2 separate regions of the Homo sapiens genome follow, and region 1 is linked to region 2. Evidence: chromatin contacts called from ENCODE Hi-C or POLR2A ChIA-PET data. All regions are on one chromosome and are shown on one strand. Each heading gives the region's core, a stretch centred on a gene start or an enhancer-like site at or near the end of the contact. The rest is flanking DNA. Distances are from core to core; before and after follow the strand shown. Region 1 overlaps CECR2 (CECR2 histone acetyl-lysine reader). Region 2 overlaps CECR2 (CECR2 histone acetyl-lysine reader).

Region 1 (3,521 bases), core at 819-3,318, 61 kb before region 2:
AGAGGCCCACAGTGTCAGTGCTCCTGTTAAGGAGAAGTGAGAGGCCTCTGATTCAAACCAGCATTACCAGGAAAAGAGAAAGGCTGTCAGTGGCCAAATTCTCTGGGCCTAGACCAGGTCTAACCAGCTCCAAACTAGCTTTTTACCTCCTCCCTGCTTCTGCACAAACACAGAAACTGAAGTAGTAATGCCCCATGTTAGCGGATACTAGCTAAAGGGCAGACCCATCCACAATCCTTCTGTCCTCTTCACTCTTCTAAACCAGGTTATGCCAGTGATAGGTTTCTAACAAGAATTAGGATCCAGTGAGAACACAGGCTCAAAACTCAATCCACTTGCAAATACATCAAATTTAAAATTAAAACCTCTCTGAGAGAAAATCTGTATTTTTGTGCATTATACCTTAGAGGCACCTGTGTTCCCTACTCAACTCTCAAATCTGCCTGAGCCCTAGGCAGCAGCACCAGGTTCAGCATTTGCGTACGGATATGAACTTCCATCATCCTGGAACTGGTGTCTTGGCTTTCATTTCTCTGTATCATGGATGCTTCCGATTAGCTTCCTTTTCCACGGACAGCATATGTTTAGCAAACTGTAAACACGACAGTTCCATGCTTCACTAGGAATCCTGGAATTGGAGGGAAACACTCTACTGGCCCCTCCCACAGCTGAATTTATAAGAAACTAGGGCAGATTAATATTTCATAGAGACTCTTCTACTATCCCAAAAGCATGCTTAAAAATATGCTATTCTTTACAAAGACCTGTAATTTCAGTATTTTCCTTAGTTTTTTCTTTTGTGGAATATTCAAAAGTTTAAAACATGGGTCCTAACTTTGGTGACCTTTCAGCTAAAATCAAATACAGAATGCTAACGAGGGAGAATCCAGTGTAATTCAACTCTACAACTGTAATAAAGTAATTTAATACTGTAAAATGGTTTCCTATCACAGATACAACAGATAATTCCAAGAACTTGTTCTTGATAGCTATTTTAAATCACCATGACTGATTTTACTATGATTCACTTAAAACGAATAAAAACTATATATACTGAAATATTCCTAAATTCAAACTGTAAATCTATAGAATACATTTTTCCTATTCAAACCTGTGCAATTCTTTATTGATACTAAAATATACAAACCTGAGTAGTCACTTCCACAAAATGTGATTCGTGCCAGAAAGCTGTGTGTGATGCCTTCTAGATCACAGTCCTGACAGGGAGGTCTGTGATGAGGACGATTCATCTTCTAATACGTGAAACACTCTAGCGATCCCAATTCCTGATACTGGTTTACAACTATTCGGTAGGGCTGGTGGCAAAATCAGGAAGGGACACCACTTTCTCAATTTGGGCCACCAGCATGAGAGAGCAGCCTGTCTTCCGGGCTGAAGCTTCTAGTAGTCTCCTGAGAGCAGTCTGCCTCCAATGGAGACACCAGGTGCTTAGGGGACAGGTGTTCTCTCTCAGGCTGACTGGAAGGAAGGAAGGCCTTTAGCTATTCTGAAGGCTGGCTGGCCACTAAGGAAACACAGTGACATATTACAAGATCAAACCTTTCCTACCCTCATCTCCGGCTCCCATAAGTATTCAGTGTGACATGATTGTAAACAGATAAAAATCACTCCAGTGCTGTGTGCCCACCAGTTAGGACCCCCATTTCTTCCGCATCCCCACCCACCCTTCCCACTTTATGTACAATACATTCACCACCAACAAAAATTATTTTAAAAGGCAACATGAAAATTCTGTAAACTGGACCCAGCTCCAAAACCATTAATACTAAGAGTAGTCCCTTCCCCAAATATATACCTGAGTTTAGCTGCTCATCAAAGTTTAAAAGCACCACTCCATTCTTGAGTATACCCCCTCCCCCAAGTTTAAAGTGATTTTCCCTGAAAAGTGTCTCAGGATTTGGAAAAGTCATCATTAACTCCACGTTCATTAGTTTTGCCTGACTGTCTACATCAGCTGTGCAAGAGATCCCTGGCCGAGGACCTTTGCAATCTGTGTGTCAGTCATCTAAGGAGTGTCCTTTTAGGGCCCGTGACTGGCTCCAGCTCAAGTATGGCACGAGTGGGTCGCCGTGAAGGGGTGGAGCAGGTGATGGGAATAGAGCTGACAGGGCACTCCCCAGTTCTCCACATTCCAGTCTTCGTGTGCAGCTTTCCATTGCTTGGGGCTCATTTCCTCCTTGGACTAGCTCTGAAAGAAACAAAGACATTTTAAACAAAAATAAAAATTGGGTTGTTAAAAAAAAAAAAACTTAAGTAAGCCAAAGAATGTCCAAGCTCCTCATGTGTGAAAATGGCTTGATTCTGTTTCATCAGTTACAGTTTACTTCCAGAGGGTAGGTTCTAGAGTCCTGGACTTCTCAATTCAGATCCCAGTCCCAGTGCTTAACAGTAGTAGGACTTGCACACTGGGAAATGATGATGATGCAGCCAATGAGAACTACTTTGTGGGGGTCAAGGGAAAGACTGCATGGGAGAGAAGCACTGCACGAGACAACGCATGGGAGAGAAGCAGCACTCAGAGGCAGCTATTACTACTTTAAAACCCACCAACTAGTCTCTCTCCAATGAGAAAGGTGGGAAGCATAAAACAGACAAGGGATCATGGCAGAAAAAATGTTTGCAGATGGCTTGGAAAAAATGAGGTTTAAATACTCACCAAATAGGTATGCATTCCATATCACAATAAGAAAAAGAGACATGTGAGAGGTGACTTCCGAGGCCTCTTGCTCTTTTTCCAAGTGCCAAGGAAGCACGATACAGGCAAAGTTCCTGTATCCACAGGATACCTTAAAACATTTTTTCAGAACAGCAAGGTTGTCATATACTTACTTCCTACCACCTGGAGGAAGAAGAACAGCTCTAATTTTTAGTGATCCTTACCTGATCCAGGGGAAGTGTTGGAGGCTTATGAGGCGGCACCTCCTCCTGTGATGTTGCTGCTGTGGGGGTCTTTGGGAACGAGGCCTGCGACTGGACCGGGTGCATCTGCATTCTACAGCCACGAGAAAGAAGCAATGAAGAATTAATGAAGACGTGTTAACGACAGAAGAAACAAGACACTGTAGTCACGAGGGTACTGCCTTCATCACCCCGGTGATCAGGCCTGGAATCATCCATACTGGGACAACTCGACATTCTGTGCCCCCTGGGGCAGTAAGTGGCACGCACACGCACCACCTACTGCACTCCTGACAAAAGTGTTTAATCTATTTTTTTTTTTCTTTTAGAGACAGGGTCTTGCTCTGTCACCCTGTTAGAATGTAGTGGCAGGATCATGGTTTACTGCAGCCTCAATCTTCTGGGCTCAAGTGCTCCTCCTGCCTCACCCTCCTGAGTAGTGTGTGCTACCATGCCTGGCTAAGTTCTTTATTTTCACTAGAGACAGGATCTCACTATGTTGCCGAGGCTGGTCTCGAACTCCTGAGCTTAAGCAATCCTCCTGCCTCAGCCCCCGAAAGTGCTGGGATTATAGGTATGAACCACTGCACCTGGCACAAGAG
Region 2 (3,466 bases), core at 506-3,005:
TGAGCCAAGATCGCGCCATTGCGCTCCAGCCTGGGCAAGAAGAAACGCCGTCTCCAAAAAGAAAGAAAGAAAGAAAGAAAATGAAAAAGTGTTTTTTTAAAAACTGCTTTTTTAGTAGCCAGAAGTGTGTAGAAGACAATCATCCTTTGGCAATAAATCTCTTTATCTACCGCATGCTTTCGAGAATTTCTAATGTACACCAAGTTCCACAAACACTAAAGTCTGTTTTTTCCTGCAATAAAATAAAACATGGAATCAGTGAAATCTGTATCATTTCACCAGAATAGCAGCTTCACTGGAGGATGTGCAGAAGATGCTGGGCCAGGGAGCGAGACCTTTCTTATTCCAATGTGAGGTTGAGAAAGTACAGGCATACCAGCCCACAAACACTGCGTGTGCATCCGCAGTGCTGCTCCTTTAGACAACAGTCTGTCTGGAAGCCCTTACTTGTCTCAAACAATTCCATGTTTCAGATTCCTTCCCAACAGGCCTATTGTCCTACTCAGTTTAAATTACATCACTTTTGCTAAAAGCTTTCTTAAGGCATCTATCTCCATGCCACCTTAACTAGGAGACACCTGAGGGCCTACAATCCAAGACAATTCCATTTCCTTGTATGTAGATCAACCTTCTCCTAGAAATCTACATCTCCTTTTAAACATCAGAGAGTGAATGGGGAAAAATCTCTTGAGGGCAAAGGCACTGGCTAAGGGTGATTTGAAATAAAAAGGCTTCAGGAAGCTAAAAATCAGGCTAATTCTTTTGACTTACTGGTTCTTCATCTTCTATAGGACAGAAAACACTTAATAATTTGATAAAGACTACATACTTTCTCCCCCAGAAAAATGAGCACACAATTTTGCATGTACTTTCAGGTTTTACTATTTAAAGGAAAAAGAGGCCGGGCGCAGTAGCTCACGCCGGTAATCCCAGCACTTTGGGAGGCCGAGATGGGCAGATCACTTGAGGACAGGAGTTTGAGACCAGCCTGGCCAACACAGAGAAAGCCTGTCTCTACTAAAAATACAGAAATTAGCCAGGCATGGTGGTACGTGCCTGTAATCCCAGCCACTCGGGAGGCTGAGGCAGGAGAATCACTTGAACTCAGGAGGAGGAGGTTGCAGTGAGCTGAGATTGCACCACTGCACTCCAGCCTGGGCGACAGAGCCAGACTCTGTCTCAAAAATAAAATAAAATAAAATATAAAGTAAAATAAAATAAAGGAAAAAGAACAGTGGCACTGTGCTGCTAAAAACTAATGTGTACATATTTTTAAGCTTCTCAAGTTTAGATTACCTGGAACATTCATTCACTTACTCATCCATTCATCTCCTTGCAATTCCCTCTTAATGACTTAGTAATTCTCATCATTCTGAAATTATCTTGAACTATAATAAAACATTTCATTTAAAAATAGTAATGCAAAGATCAAACCAAACGGAATTTCTCAGAACAACAAGGTCTATTTTATTTCTTGTCTAGGAAAAGTTCCAAATACTCTTAAATGACCCATTTTCGCATTCATTTTCCATCCTACAAAACAGCAGTAAGAGACTGGCTCTTAATTACCTCTTTTTTTCCCTCTATGAGTGAAAGAGCAAGAAAGAGTGAAAATAAGAATGAGTCAACAACCTTTCCAAACTCTTAAAGTTAGCCATTTCTTAGAGGCCCAGCAGAGAATTTCTCAGCTTGCTCCAGACAGAACATGCTTCTACTGCTGAGACCAAGGACGGCACGACCTGATTCAAGTGTTCCAGCACAAGCCTCTGCCGGCTGGAACTGGCAGAATTCTTCACTGTGTAGGACAACACATTGTTAATATCTGCACCCTGTTTGGGGAGATCACAAGAAGAAGACTCTTAAGTTCTTTGAGGCATGTGTTAGGGACATGAAAGGGCAGCCATGGTCTCTCTACAGGGGAGCAATAAAGGTTTGGCACCAGGCTTCCCAGAATGGAGATAAGATGAAAAATCAAATTGCATTCTCCCATTTGCTACAACAATTTGTGAAGCAAATGAAATACATGTACACACAGGCCACGTTTAACATAAGTACTGAATTGAGATAAATATTCTGGTTCTAGTAGTAAAGCAACAAGTAAAAGATTCTGTATGAATACTTGATAAAGCATTTATTCTCGAAGCTTATAAAAAGACCAGGCCAAAATAATTAAAATAACAGTTCTTCTTCTCTAGGGCTGTAGAATAGCTACTATATCCCACATACTAAAATCAACATGACAGCCAAGATAAGTTAAAATCATGGTTATTTCAAATTAAAGGAAAATATGGTTAAGGCAGAATCTGCAAAACATCTTTGCCTAGAGAAACATGTACATAATACAGATTTTTACATGTGTTTATGAATGTTTATGTTGGGTAACCAAGAAAGTGAATAAACCCCAAATGTATCTTTAAAATGATAAAGGCTATTTTTTTAATGGAACCTAAATACTGTACAGATGAAGTGAGAAGTCTCAAGTATCATGTATAAGGCATGAAGAGGTACAATAAAAATTCTGAATAGCTCTGGATAAAATTTAAGGATATATATTGTTTGCCCTACGACTGCTAAACACCCACCCCCCCACACACACACACACAGAATAAGAAGCCAATAGTGGAAATAAAGTGATACACTTAAAACAAATTCATGTGCCTAAAAGAAAGCATTAAAGGACCAACAAAGGAACAAAAAGCAGAAGGCAGCAGAGAAGTTTCTCAACCTTAGCCACTTGGGAAATGCAAGTCAAAACCATAATGAGGTACCACCTCATGTCCACTATAATGGAGGACGTCAAAAAACACACAGTAACAAGTGCTGACCAGGATGCAGAGACACGGAATCCTCACACACGGCCGGTGGGAAGGCTAAGTGTGCAGCTGCTGTGGAAGTTTCGCCAAGTTGCACTGAACTACCAACCCAGCCACTCCAACTCCTAGGTGTACACCCCAGAGAAAAGGAAAACACATCCACACAAAGACTTGCGCACAAATGTTCAAAGCGGCAGAATTCCTAACAGCCAAAAGCTAAAATCTGCGTACATACCCATGAACTGAAGGATTAAGTGTGTATCCACACAATGAAGTATTATTTTACCATAAAAATGAATGAAGTACTGATTCATGCTACAACATGGTTAAAACTTGAAAAATAACTCTAAGTGAAAAAAGCCAGATACAAAAGGACACTTCCCATATGGCTCCAGTTATAAGATGGGCCTACAACACTCAAACCTGTGGAGACAGTAAGAATAGTGACGCTGGGAAGTGGGTGGGAGGAAACAGGGAATGATTGCTAATGGTACAAAGTGTCTTCTGTAGGGTAATAGAAGTATTCTGCAATTAGATAGTGGTGATGGTTGCACAATTTTGTTAATACATAAAAACCAATGAATTGTACACTTTAAAAAAACACAAGGAGGCCTGGCATGGTGGCTCATGCCTGTAATCCTAGCACTTTGGGA

What was found. A loop is a pair of places that touch in the nucleus more often than their neighbours do. ChIA-PET counts read pairs that join two places held with the same protein, here RNA polymerase II (POLR2A).
Region 1: a loop to region 2 is called in a map of KBM-7, with 6 times the contacts of the local background. The contact joins two enhancer-like sites. A Hi-C loop is called at or near these places in 2 of 168 maps with a recorded cell type or tissue (IMR-90 and KBM-7). POLR2A ChIA-PET finds 5 or more read pairs at or near these places in 3 of 52 experiments (H1, HepG2 and activated CD4-positive, alpha-beta T cell).

The regions. Positions count from the first base shown.
Region 1 is chr22:17,551,523-17,555,043 of GRCh38, reverse strand. It overlaps CECR2 (CECR2 histone acetyl-lysine reader), which reads right to left. Exons shown (of 19, transcript NM_001290047.2): 18 at 2,902-3,013; 19 at 1-2,209. The coding sequence ends at 2,204. Among named protein-coding and RNA genes, the nearest start is that of SLC25A18, 10 kb to the left of the region's middle. Within about 2 kb of position 2,068, at least 2 of the 41 ENCODE cell types and tissues checked have a DNase peak (open chromatin) inside an H3K27ac peak, as active enhancers do.
Region 2 is chr22:17,490,705-17,494,170 of GRCh38, reverse strand. All of the region lies in intron 2 of CECR2 (CECR2 histone acetyl-lysine reader), which reads right to left. Among named protein-coding and RNA genes, the nearest start is that of SLC25A18, 71 kb to the left of the region's middle. Within about 2 kb of position 1,755, at least 4 of the 41 ENCODE cell types and tissues checked have a DNase peak (open chromatin) inside an H3K27ac peak, as active enhancers do.